4 separate regions of the Homo sapiens genome follow, and all the other regions are linked to region 1. A link is a contact called in ENCODE Hi-C or POLR2A ChIA-PET data. All regions are on one chromosome and are shown on one strand. Each heading gives the region's core, a stretch centred on a gene start or an enhancer-like site at or near the end of the contact. The rest is flanking DNA. Distances are from core to core; before and after follow the strand shown. Region 1 holds the start of CEBPG (CCAAT enhancer binding protein gamma). Region 2 holds the start of CCNE1 (cyclin E1). Region 3 has its middle 33 kb from the start of CCNE1. Region 4 holds the start of URI1 (URI1 prefoldin like chaperone).

Region 1 (3,130 bases), core at 385-2,884:
GACCAAATTCAGCCCCACGAGGTCCTATTTGTCTTTACCAGGGGCTCAGCACATAGTGTTTAATTTCCCAGGGATGAAACCATCTCTCCAAGATCAGACAGCCTTGCAGACAGACATGATGTGATCTTGAGAATTTAAAGGATATTCTCAATGAAGTTTTGTTTCCATCTACTTTTTTTAAAAGCAGGTATTAAAAATAACTGAACCAGCCAAGTGTGCCCACCAAAAGCAGGAATCAAGAAGCTGAAATATGCTTCAGCTCCCTTGTACCCTGTAATTATTTAGCCTTGTTTACAGCAACTTTTTCCAGAAGCAGAATCGACCTTATGAACAGCTTATCCCAAATACTACTCAAGGGCTAACAGATGACCACATCTTAAATATCAAGAGCTTCTAGGTGTAGAATGTCTTCGTAAAGCAAGCCCTTATAGGATTTTCTTTTAAAATTTTCTCTGGGAGTCACATTTCTTTGGGAGAAGTCTGCCTTAAGTGACAACCTATTCATATAAGCAGTCAATTCTGACACAACTACCAATTTTGGTGTCACCCATCAACATTGAGACCTTTCTAAATCTTATACATTTCAGGATGCCAGATTACAGTATAAACTTCAAACAAGAGGAAAACCCAACACGTAAACCTGCGGAAGAGAAGCAACACACCAGCTGCCCTGGAAAACACTCTCCTCCCCCCGCGACACATGCATTTCCATCCTTCGCATCTGGTCACCTCCGCTGGCTGTCGGCCCTGCTCCGCTCCCTCCAACTATGCCTGCGAAGTGCTTCATTTCTTCTCTATTCGACCCGTAGGTGTTGCGTGTTCTTCTAAACTACGTTCAACAGTAAAGTGCAGGACATTCCAACAGCTCCACAAAGAAGCAAAATATTATCTCTGCAAAGTCATGCATTTAAAAACCAGTTGCTTTCCCTATTTTATTGATCAGTCTTTGAACTTCTGAACAGATTTTCGATCACCGCAAGCTGAGCCCTTCTAGAAGATCAGGATTCTAAAGCTCGACTCGGTCCACCTTCTGCTATTCTGGGAACACCCTTCATCCCCAGGGGCCAATGCGAGCCTGGCGGGTCACAGCGCCCGTTTCACCGAGAGGGGGCCGGGCTCCGCAGGGGGCATTCCCCGGCCGTTCGCGCGCTCCCGGCCCGCCGCGAGGGGCGCCCCGGGCAGCGCGGGGGTCGACGGGCGGCGCCGCAGCGCTGGGCCGCGGCCAGGAATGAGCTCAGCGTCCCCGCCGGGTGTTGCCGGCAGGTTGCATCAGACGCCGCGCGGCGCCGCCGCCCGCGCCTCCAGCCTCGCGTGGCCTTCCCGGGCCAGCGGGCCGTCTGGGGCCGGGGCTGGGTTTCCCCGAGCCGGGCCCGCACCCAGTCGAGCGGCCGGCGTCGCCGCGGCCTCCTCCTCCCCGTTCTCAGGGCGCCCGCCGCAGCCTCCTTACCTGCTCCTCTAGCCCGCCTGCCCCCAGGCGGCCTCCACTCCGAGCGGCCCCGCGCGGTGCGGCCCGAGCCGACCCAGGCCTCACAGCCCGCGAGTCAGCGAGGAGGAGCGACGGTTACGAAACCGGCAGCCTCCGCCCGTTCCGCAGCCGCGGCCACCGGCTTCCCCTGCTCGCCGGGGCCGCGCGCGCCGCCGCCGCCATCCCGGCCAATGGGAGCGCCGGCCTGCCGGAGGCACCGCCTTCTCTCGCGACGGGCAGCCCAGTCGACCAATCGTGGGCAGGCTGGCGGCGGGAGGCGGGCCCACGGTGGGGGAGTGGGTTCCGCGCGGCTGGCTCGGCGGGTGTGGCGGGAGCAGGGAGCTGCTTGCTGCGGCGTCCGCGGTCCCTAGGCAGCTCGCCCGGGCTGGCGGCGGCCTAGTGCTGTGGACGACTCAAGTTCGAGTCGGAGGCTGAAAAGCCGTCACCTTGTGGAGGCCAGACGTGCCTTTGGAAGCATTTTCTGAGGTGGTTTTGTGAACCACCGGCGACTGTTTTGGTTTCGCCGCGTCCCTTGGAAGCCCCCGCGGCGTCCCTCACAGAGTTTCTGCGAACGGAACGCCCCGCAGGCGGGCGGGCTTTGTCGCCGCAAAAAGAGTGGAGGCTGACGCGGTGGCTCCCGCCTATAATCTCAGCGCCGAGGGAGGCCGAGGCGGGAGAATGGCTTGAGCCCAGGCGTTGGAGAACCAGCCTGGACAACATAGCGAGACCCCATCTCAGTTACTAATTTTTAAAAAATCGAATGAACCCAGATGTTTCACACATAGGATTAGCATTGATGTCACATGGGTGAAATCCATGTGCTGCAGGCTGTGCTTTGTTGTTAGGGTGAGATGAAGTGAATTTCTTAAAATGATTCTCTTTGGGTGCCTTCCAGGTGCATGGGTGCGAGGTGATCTCTGAAAATAAGCAGCGATCCAGTGTGACTTAAAACTCGCCAGGAGAACCCGAAAGCGTTTTTTTTTTTTTTTTTTTTGAGACGGAGTCTCGCTCTGTCGCCCAGGCTGGAGTGCAGTGGCGCAATCTCGGCTCACTGCAAGCTCCGCCTCCCGGGTTCACGCCATTCTCCTGCCTCAGCCTCCCAAGTAGCTGGGACTACAGGCGCCCGCCACTACGCCCGGCTAATTTTTTGTATTTTTTTAGTAGAGACGGGGTTTCACCGTTTTAGCCGGGATGGTCTCGATCTTCTGACCTCGTGATCCGCCCGCCTCGGCCTCCCAAAGTGCTGGGATTACAGGCGTGAGCCACCGCGCCTGGCCCCGAAAGCGTTTTAACACCAGGAAGCAGCAGCTCGCTGGGCGGAGGGCAGAACTCGCCTGATAGGTTTAATTGCTTCCTCTTTAGCAACGCGTATCGTTCAAACAATTGAGGCTTTGAAAGAGGAAATGTTTCTTCAGCGCCCATGGAACCGGCTCGCCCCGTAAGATTGTTTCGAGGAATCAGTAAGATGATAAAGCAATAAATAAAAATTAAAAGGGGTCACAACGGTGAACAATGGGCTGGGCGCGGTGGCTCAGGTCTGTAATCCCAGCACTCTGCGAGGCCGAGGCAGGCTGATCACTTCAGGTCGGGAATTAGAGACCAGCCTGGGCAACATGGAAAAACCCCATCTCTACCAAAAATACAGAAGATTAGCCGGGTGTGGTG
Region 2 (3,130 bases), core at 346-2,845, 3.6 Mb after region 1:
AGGGGCTATAAGAACTTCCAGGGCCAGAAAGAGGAGAAGAATTTGAAATCTGACCTACAGAAGACGGAGGAGGTCCTTAAACACCATGACAAGAAAAATAGGTGTAGATAGGGGGAAAGTTGTTGCTTATAAACACCCAGGAACCCTCCCCCAGTTCACCAGCTTTTACAGACAAGGCCGAGAGCCCAACTTTGCCCCTGGATGGCACAGGACTCTGGGTTACTTTCTTCCTCTAACTGAGTCTCAGTTTCCTCCTGGGCAGAAGGGGAGGACTGAATACTGTGATGTCCATTCTGGTTCTTCCAGGCTAGGCACATATCTGTAATCTCAGACGGTGCCAGTCAGGAACACCAAGCTTCCTGGAATCCCAGGACTGGCAGAGGCCAGTGCCCACTGACAGGTACAGTGCTGGGCCATATGGGCTGTGGCTGCATTAGAGAAGTTCACTCTCACCAGAGTGTCTCCAGCAAGAGACAAGACAGCATGAAACCCCATGTGACCCAGGGGGAGAAGGACCTCCACAGAGGCCCAACCCCGGGCGGACCTACCTGGCTCCCACACTGGTCCCTCGCCGTCCTGTCGATTTTGGCCATTTCTTCATCTGGATCCTGCAAAAACTAACATGAAGCCACCCCCATGACCCCAAGGAAACACACCAAACAAGACAAAAACAGAGAGAAGAAGAGAAAGCTGATCAGGTTATGAGCTCCGTTCCTGCCCAAGGGACCCCCGCCCCCGTAGGCAGAGCCAAGTCGGGTACCCAGGTGAGATGGGGGGGATGCTCCCCAACCTGTCTCTTTTGTACTCACAACGGTCACGTTTGCCTTCCTCTTCCTGGAGCGAGCCGAGAACTCCGCGCCGCCGTCCTCCTTCATGGTGTCCCGCTCCTTCGCATCCCTGTGGACCCGGGTGGCACCGGGCCGGGTGAGCACCCGCGGCCGCCCCTCCCCCACGCCACCCGTCCCGTCCCGTCCCGTCCCGTCCGGCCCCGCGGCGCGGGCACTCACCGCTCCCTGCGCTCCCTCGGCATGATGGGGCTGCTCCGGCCTGAGGCCTGCGGGGCGGCGCGGGGTGAGGCGGCGGCGGGGTCAGGCCGCGGGCCCAGTACCCCTTCCCCCTTTGCGCGCGGGCGGCCGGGCGAGCCAGGAAGATGGCCGATGGCGGGGTGGCCTGTCACCCGCGACCCGGGCACCCGCCGACCCCCGACCCGGGGTCCCGCCGCCCCCGCCGCCCTCACCGGCCCGTCGCCTCCCGGGGCCCGGGCTGCCTCAGTGTCCCCTCCACCCCACCCCGCCGCGCTCTCAGCACCCTCCCGGGCGCCCCGCGACGCCGCCCGGGGACCCGCGACCCGGCCGCACCCCGCCCCCACCCAGCTCCCCGGCGCGGTCTGGGCCCCAGGAGTCCCTGTCCGCAGCCCGCGGCAGTAGACTCACCAGGGTCTTGTCCGCGGCGGACGGCGCGCTCCAGTCCCGGCAGGCGGCGGCGGCGACGGCAGTGGCGGCGGCGGCGCCGGGAGTCGGCGGGCCGAGCGCGCGGCGGTGGCGGGATCCGCGCCTGCCCCCTACACCGCGCTGGCGGCCGCGCCGGCTGCTCCTGCGCCCGGCTCAGAGCGGGACATTTAAAATCCCTGCGCGCGGAACCGGCCCCGGCCCGCCCTCGCACCGCCCCGCCGCGGCTCCCAGCCCCTCAGCGGCCGCGCGGGACCCAGAGCCCGTCCCGCCCCGTCCCTCGCCCCGCCCCCGGACCCGCCCCTCCACGGCGCCGGCCCGCGAGGCGCAGGGACGGGGAATCAGGGGCGGGGCCGGCGGACAGGGCGGGGCCAAGTGACAGGGCCTGCGCGCCGAGGGCCGGGCGCGGGGCGCGGGGCGCGGGACGCGGGGCGGGGCGGCGGGCGGGACGCGGGAGAAGTCTGGCGCGCGGCGGCGAGGGGCGGGCCGCGGGCGCCGGGGGCGGGGCCGAGCGGCGCTGGAGCGGCAAAAAGCCGCGTGGCTGGCGCGGGTGGAATGTAAACACGGCGGGCGGCGCGGGTTCGGGCCCCGGCAGGGCTGAGCCAAGGGGATGTGTGGGGGGCCTACCCGAGGAGCACCGCCCGCCGTTCCTCCGCGCGCGCTGTCCCGCCAGGCACGCCCTCCCCGCCCCCGAGACGCCGAGTTCCGGGCCCTGAGTCCTGGGCGGGGACATCCCCAAGGTCACCGCGCCTGTGCCTTGGCCTAGAACCAAGGCTTCAGGCCGCGGGGTCTGGGGCTCCCTGGGGGCCGGCTGCTATTCCTGGCCGCCTGTCCATTCATCCGTCAGTGCATTGGGTCGTTCATTCATTCATTCAAGGAATCTGTGAGTTCCTTCCATGCGCCCCTTCCATATGCGCCCCTCCCCCGCAAGCCCTTCCTGGCTCTCTGAAGACCTTTCTGACTCTGGGATTCCCTTGCACCCCATCTCTCACTTAAAGCCTTCCAGTTGAGGCCGGGCGCGGTGGCTCACGCCTTTAATCCCAGCATTGTGGGAGGCCGAGACGGCTGATCCCTTGGGGTGTTCGAGACCAGCCTGGGTAACAGTGAGACCCCCATTTCTACAGAAAAAGAAACAAAAAGCCTTCCAGTTGTTTCGCATAAGGGTCAAATCCACACTCCGTGTCCTAGGCTACAGGCTCCACAGGACCTGACCCTGATCCCCCACCCTCAGACCTCAGGCCTCCTCTCCACAGCTCCTCTGTCCTTTCTCCCTCAAGACTTGTATTTTTTATTGTGGCGGGGGGTGGGGGGTGGCAGGTAGGGATAGGGTCTTGCTATGTTGCTCAGGCTGGTCTCAAACCCATGAGCTCAAGCGATCCTCCCGCCTTGGCCTCCCAAAGTGCTGGGAGCCCAGCCCCTACACAGTCTTGGTGCCTCTCTGTTTCTTGTCTCTCTCCCCACCTTGCCCATCTTGCTCACTGCTGTATCTGTCAGTTCTTGGCATAGTGCCTGGACCAAGGGAGACACTTAAATTGTTTCTGAATGAACATTTGAAAGACAGGCACTGGCCAAGCCCTTGCAGGGCTTACCGGCTAATGAGAGAGACAGGTAAGGAACAGTCATCACCTCAGAGTACCCTCTGTACTCAGCTTCAGGAAGATGTGCGTAAAAGAAGGCTCTGG
Region 3 (3,130 bases), core at 192-2,691, 3.5 Mb after region 1:
AGGGTCTCACTATGTTGCCCAGGCTGGTCTTGAACTCCTGGCCTCATGCAATCCTCCTGCCTCAGCCTCCCACAGTGTTGGGATTACAGGCGTGAGCCTCCACACCTGGCCCTATTCTGACCTTAAACTACCTTTGTGCAACTCTCTCATTAGGTTAATTTTTCTGTTGATTCTTGTTTTCTATGTCGATGATCATCACTTGACAATAACAGTGCTTTCATTTTGCTTCCGATCCTTCTATCACTCACTTTTCTCATCCCATTGCACTGGACAAGACTTGCAAGTACCAGGTTGAACAGTGGCAAGGCCAGACAGAGGGCACCCTTGTTTTTTTTTTTTTGAGTTGTAAAAAGATGGAGAGCTTTGGCTTTCAGCCTACTGCTTAAAGAAGAAAAATGCAATCATTAGAAATTAGATCTTGAGAAAGATCCCTGCGACTGCCCGTGAAGGCGAGACTTAAGAGTAGTAAGCCAAGAGGCAGAAAGATCGGTCGCCTACGAGTCCAGGTGAAGCATCATGTGTTTCAGACCAGGGCCGTGGAGACAAGTGTAGCAGAGAATTGTGGGTCGGGTGGGGTGGAGGAAGAACTGATGGGATTCTGGGACAGATCAGAGGGAGGAGAGTGAGGAGTCAAGACGGAAGCGCTATCTGGGGCTTGCCTGCCACTGAGCAGACCGTGATGCCACTCCCTGAGGAGGAGACCCAGGGTGAAACGAGAAGGAAGAAGGACTTCACTGCACACACGTTGACTCAGAAGGGCCGTGGAACACCCGGCCGGCGGGGAATACGGAGCTCAGAGCAGCGGGCTGCGCGGGGGCGTAAAAATGTGGCTGTCAGGGGTCCAAACAGCATCAATGTTCAGAAAGCACGTGGAAAACAGTTTAGCTACTGTTAGAACTATCAGGATCATCCGCATGCAGGTAGGCGTTAAAACCTAGGATGGACGAGATCTGCCAGGGGCAGCCCAGAAGCCAAAGGGGCCGAGACCTAAGCCCCTGGAGGCAGCAGCTAGAGGGGCAGAGACAGCAGGAAGGGGGCCCCGGTGGGTCAAGGAAGGAGTACCAAGGAGGAGTGGCTCTGCCATGGACGCAGAGGAATCTGGGAGTGACGGCGCCTGTCCGCGCTCTATCCCGTTCTGCCTGCCGAGGGCAGGGCCAGCGCAACGCAACCTGCAAACCCGCCTTCGGCTGCTGCGAGGCACTCAGATCTCGCCGCGAAGAAGACGCCACGGCACAGTTGAACTACAGACCCCGTCCACCGCTGTTCCGGCCCCGCCCCTCTCACATTGCGGGCCTCTCAGCGCCCCTACGCACAGCACGGCCCGCCCACCGCCGCCCTGGCCCCACCCACCCCGCCGCAGGCCCCGCGGAGCTCCGACGCACAGCCTGTCCCCGCCCACTGTTGCTCTGGCCCCGCCCCTCTCGCCGGGGGCTTCTCAGAGCACCTACGTACAGCCAGGCCCAGTCCACCAACCGCCCTGGCCCTGCCCCTCCCGCAGTGCGGGCCCCTAAGAGCCCCTGTGCATTGCCAGGCCCCGCCCCTCACCGCCCTGACACCGCCTTTTGCGGTGCGGGCCGCTCAGAACCCCCCCGCAAGGGGCGGCCCCGCCCCTACCTCTCCGGCCCCGCCCCTACCTCTCCGGCCCCGCCCCTACCTCTCCGGCCCCGCCCCTAACTCTTCGGCCCCGCCCCCACCTCTTCGGCCCTGCCCCTCCCGCGGCGCGCGCCCGGAAGTGCTCCCGCGCCCTGGCAGCGCGGACACAGCGGAGTGGCTGGGCCAAGCCCGCCCAGGGAGGCCGTGGCTCGCTCCAGTCTCCCGGGTGGGGCGGGGGGCGTCCGGGCGACGTGAGGCCGCGCTCGGGCCCCCAACCCCCAGCATCCGCCTTGGCCAGGCTGCAGACGCGCGGCGCGGGAGACGCGGGGCGGGGAGACGCGGGGCGGGGCGGGGCGGGGCAGCGCATCACGTGGGTAAACACGGCGCACGTGGAGCGCAGCCTGAGCTCTAGGGCGGGGCGGCAGTCCCAGCCCTTGAGCCCGGGCTGTGCCGGTCCCAGGCCCTGGGGAGCCGGTGAGGCGTGGGCGCAGGCCGGGGTCCGCGTTGGCCCAGCTGAGCCTCAGTTCATTCTGTTAAAACGTTAATAGGCCAGCGCTGTGGGAGGCCAAGGCAGGAGGATCGCTGTTGGCCAGGGGTTCCAGACCAGCCTGAGCAACACAGGAGATCTCATTGGTACAAAAAATAATAAAAAATGTTGCTGGGTGTGATGGTGCCCACCTGTAATCCCAGCTACTTGGGAGGCTGAGGTGGGAGGATCGCTTGAGCTTGGGAGTTCGAAGCTGCAGTGAGCGCTGATCGCACCACTGCACTGCAGCCTGGGTGACAGAGACCTTGTCTCCAAAACAATACGTAAAAAATAAAACCAAACTAGCCACGCAAACACTGACGTTGGCTCAGCCTGCCAGGCCCTGCCCAAGGGAACATGATAACCCTGTCAGGTGGGCACCATCCTATTTCACAGAAGGGGAAAGTGGAGGCCAAGGCGGTTAAGAAACTTGCCCAAAGCACTTGGCTGGAAACCGGTGCAACGCAGGTCCGACCTTTTGCAGCGAGGCCCCTTCGTGCTTTGGCCTCGGCCTGCATGACAGGGGCACTGGCAGTCGGGGACGCTGGGGGTCAGCTCCTGGCGTCCTGCCCCTGCCCCTCAGGGCCGGCCTGGCCTGGTACGCTCGGCGGGGCTGGTTTCCCCGTTTGTGCAATGGAGTAGCAGAGGTGCCGCCTCCAGAGGAGGCTCAGAGGCGGCCCTCCCCAAATCGTGGCGATAGCTTCCGCCGGGCGTGGTGAGAATGGAACTGGCCGGGGCCTCGGGCCCCAAGTCGCTGCTCACCGGACTGCCGCCCCCTCCTCCGGGGCCACCCTGTCTCCTCCCAGAGGTGGGGGATGGGCAGAGCCCCGTGCAGGGAAGGCGTCTAGAGCACGCGTGGGCTCCTTCCAGGAGCTGGAGCTGACTTCTACCCAGGCCGGCCTCCCTCCTCTCCCCTCCTCCTCTTCCTCTCCCTTTTCCTCCTCCTCCTCTGCCCATGCCGCGTGACCAGGAGGCGCCGCATTCAGAGTCGGCCCCAGCCTGGGGCCAGCC
Region 4 (3,130 bases), core at 462-2,961, 3.4 Mb after region 1:
TTGCCCAGGCTGATCTCGAACTCCTTGGCTTCAAGCAATTCCACGACCTTGACATCCCAAGCAGCTGGGATTACAGGTTTGAGTCACCACCCTAGCCACTGGATTTTTAAACCTTCATCTTGAAAACATGGCTTCCAAACCTAACAGTTGCGTTATTAGAGAAAAATGGCTGAGAAATGAAAATCCAACCCACAAAATAATTTAAACCAACCAGAACAAAGAAAGATTCCCGCAGTTCATCCCAACAGGTGGTTTCCAAGCAAACGAGGGTTTTTTAAGTTCTATCAAAACCCCCATCTAGTAGAACTGAGTATATTTTTGTATCTATGTAAACAGTCGTTCTTATACAGGAATGTTCAATTAAAAAGTTAAGAACTTTTAAACTGCTTATAGTGTTGAAGCAACTTCCTAACCCTTTATAATCCATGCTCTTCCAAACATGACATAAAATATTTTAAGCAAATTAAATACTGCTTTTCAAAGTAACAATTTCAAGACACTTGAGGGGACAGAATCAATCTGAAAGACCACAGAATCCACAGAAAAATCAGATTTAACAATAAAACTATTTCTTAAATTGGGAATACTTCTTTATATAAAGTCCCACTAGGAAACACAAAACTTTGTACCCTTTTCACCAGTAGTTTAAAACTCATTTATTATACGATGAAATTAAAATTTGTAAAAATGAGCCGGGTGCGGTGACTCAGGCCTATAATCCCAACACTTTGGGAGGCGAGGTGGGGAAGGGTAGGAGGGGGAGGATCGCTTGAGGCCAGAAGTTCGAGATTAGCCTGGGCAACATAGTGAGACTCTCTTTTTTTTTTAATGTTTAAATGGCATTATATTGTGACAAATATTAAATAACCAAATATTGCACAGGAAGCATTATCATGACAAACGCGGTAAAACTTTTCCGTGCAATCAAAGAGCAACAAACAGTACACATTTTAAGCAATGTTTAGGTCATTACAAGCTACAAATATTAAGGCGAACGCTTCCGTTGACAGCGTGCTGCCCCCGCCCCCAAATTCCCACGCGCTGCCGCACGCCTTCAGCTCAGAAGCCCCCTTTCCTGGGCAGGCGAACGGGCTGCACACCCCTCACTCCGCTGCGAAGTCAAAGGGCTGCAGACAAAGACAACAGAAGCACGTGACAAAAGTTTATCCCCGTTCCCTCCGGGGGCCCGGGCAGCTGGGCCTAGGCCACGCGGGGCGGCGGCCCAGAGCACAGGCAGGGGCAGCCCGGCGGGCGGAGGCGGAAGCGGCGCGGGGCTGCTAGTTACCTTTTCCTGCTCCTCGCGCAGCCGCGCCACATCCGGGGCGCGCAACGGAACCAGGGCAGGGGCCGGGGCCGAAGGGGGCGAGGGGTCGGGGGGCGTCTCCACGGTGGGCGCCTCCATGACGGGCCCGCGGGCCTCAGCGCGGCGTGTGAGTCCTGAACCAGCGCCTGCGCAGGCGGCGCGGCCGGCAGTTGCCCAGCGCCCGCGCGCCCGCCCTCAGGCACCGCGCGCCCCGCGCCCAGGAGGCCGCGCCCGCCGCCGCCGCTGCTGTTCGCGTCCGCGCCGCCCGCTGCCGCATCTCACACGTGCATGTCCCCGCCGCCGCCGCCCCGCAGCGGGCTCCGAGTAGCAGGCCGCCTGCCAGGTACCGAGACGCCTCTCCGGTGCGGGCCCAGCCAGGCGTCGCGTGGCGGCCGCGCCTCCCCACACGCCCCGCCTCTCGCGGCACGCCGGAAGCAAGCGCGCAGGCCCCGCCCCCGACACGCCCAGCTCGCGCAGGCCCCGCCCCCAGGGGAGTGCGCTTGATGCGAACCGCGTGGCTGGGGCTGGCGGTGTCCGCGCTGGGCTGCGTTTGTATCCCTCTGGAAGCTTACATTTTATGCCGATATTTCTTTCTTTTTTTTTTTTTGAGATTACGTATATGAAAGCACTAAATATAGGCTTTGGAACCTTAAAAAAAAAAAGCTTACATTCTATAGAAGCTCCACGCCCAGGAAACGCTCGGCAACAAGAGCCGCGTGTCGCCTTGAGTGCCCCATCTCCCTCCCCGTCGTTTGGCGCTGCATCTGTATCTAGGAGCTTAATTCATGTACTAGAGCTGTTTCATAAGCACATTTAATTTTAGCAAATTCAACTCTTTCTGTGCCTTTTTAGTGAGTTGAAATATACAATTATATTTTGCATGTTCATTAATTACTGTACACATTGTATTTTCTCTTATATAAATTAAGCTACTGTACTAATTTTAATATGCTGCTATGAATGGACTAAGAAATTTTCCAAGGATAACTTTGCCCCCACTTTTCTTTTTTTTTTTTTTTTTTTTAAGAGACTGAGTCTTGGTCTGTCGCCCGGGCTGGAGTGCAGTAGTGCCATCATTTCTCACTGCAGCCTCAAACTCCTAGACTCAAGCGATCTTCCCACCTCAGCCTCAGGAGTAGCTGGGACCACTGGCCCGCACCAACACATCCTGTTAATTTTTCTATTTTTTGTAGAGGCGGGGTCTCCCTATGTTGCCCAGGCTGGTCTTGACATTAAGCGAGCCTCCTGTCTTAGCTAACCTCCTGTCTTGGATTCCCTGAAGTGCTAGGATTACAGGTGTGAGCTACCACACCTGGCCGTTCCAATTATTTTAGAACTCCTGTGCCCACTTCCTCCTACAGCCCTTTGTACAGCCTCCTATTAACCTAACTGCGTGAAAGTGGCCTTGCCTTATCTGCTGCAGTCGCTAGCAGTAAAGATGGGTCGTGTTCGTTCCACATCATACAGACAAGTCTAGGCAGAGAGATGCCTGCAGAGTCACAGCCTGGTGTGCCTGCTTGCTCTGCTTCTCTTCCCTCACTCCTGCCCAGCTCCCAAGTCCAGATCCACCCTTTTTTTCCTTTTTATGGCTTCAAAGGAAGAAAGCAAGGACAACTTGGGAAAAGATAAATGTTCATTCCTGTCTTTTCCTCACTGCATATCCAACCATCATCACCTCTGGAACAGCCAGGACCTGACCATTGTTACCATCTCTTCTACCACCACCATCCTCTCTCCATCCCCAGCCACCTCAGCAACCATTGATCTGGCCTTGCTGCCCCTACTCTTGTCCCTTGTAATGGAGATCGGCTGCTGCCCACCCCACTT

The links. Hi-C counts contacts between places; a loop is a spot of excess contacts on that map. ChIA-PET counts read pairs that join two places held with the same protein, here RNA polymerase II (POLR2A). Pooled maps may share reads with other maps.
Region 2: a loop to region 1 is called in a pooled map, with 21 times the contacts of the local background. The contact joins the promoter of CCNE1 here to the promoter of CEBPG in region 1. A Hi-C loop is called at or near these places in 9 of 50 pooled maps. POLR2A ChIA-PET finds 5 or more read pairs at or near these places in 2 of 52 experiments (OCI-LY7 and T-cell).
Region 3: a loop to region 1 is called in a map of ascending aorta, with 5 times the contacts of the local background. The contact joins the enhancer-like site here to the promoter of CEBPG in region 1. A Hi-C loop is called at or near these places in 2 of 168 maps with a recorded cell type or tissue (ascending aorta and naive thymus-derived CD4-positive, alpha-beta T cell), 1 of 37 single-sample maps with no recorded cell type and 11 of 50 pooled maps.
Region 4: a map of naive thymus-derived CD4-positive, alpha-beta T cell shows a loop between it and region 1 (14-fold over the local background). The contact joins the promoter of URI1 here to the promoter of CEBPG in region 1. A Hi-C loop is called at or near these places in 1 of 168 maps with a recorded cell type or tissue (naive thymus-derived CD4-positive, alpha-beta T cell), 1 of 37 single-sample maps with no recorded cell type and 8 of 50 pooled maps. POLR2A ChIA-PET finds 5 or more read pairs at or near these places in 1 of 52 experiments (Caco-2).

Annotation. Positions count from the first base shown.
Region 1 is chr19:33,372,213-33,375,342 of GRCh38, reverse strand. It overlaps CEBPG (CCAAT enhancer binding protein gamma), which reads right to left and starts at 1,634. Exons shown (of 2, transcript NM_001806.4): 1 at 1,448-1,634. RefSeq lists a silencer at 1,038-1,847.
Region 2 is chr19:29,810,456-29,813,585 of GRCh38, reverse strand. CCNE1 (cyclin E1) reads right to left here and starts at 1,595. Exons shown (of 12, transcript NM_001238.4): 1 at 1,434-1,595; 2 at 1,008-1,054; 3 at 810-897; 4 at 549-617. The coding sequence starts at 1,030. RefSeq lists a silencer at 1,512-2,141.
Region 3 is chr19:29,843,307-29,846,436 of GRCh38, reverse strand. No RefSeq gene overlaps it. Among named protein-coding and RNA genes, the nearest start is that of CCNE1, 33 kb to the right of the region's middle. RefSeq lists silencers at 1,268-2,037, 2,068-2,227. Within about 2 kb of position 1,441, at least 32 of the 41 ENCODE cell types and tissues checked have a DNase peak (open chromatin) inside an H3K27ac peak, as active enhancers do; they include ascending aorta, where a contact is called at or near this core.
Region 4 is chr19:29,940,820-29,943,949 of GRCh38, reverse strand. It overlaps URI1 (URI1 prefoldin like chaperone), which reads right to left and starts at 1,711. Exons shown (of 11, transcript NM_003796.3): 1 at 1,286-1,711. The coding sequence starts at 1,402. RefSeq lists a silencer at 1,186-1,855 and an enhancer at 1,876-1,965.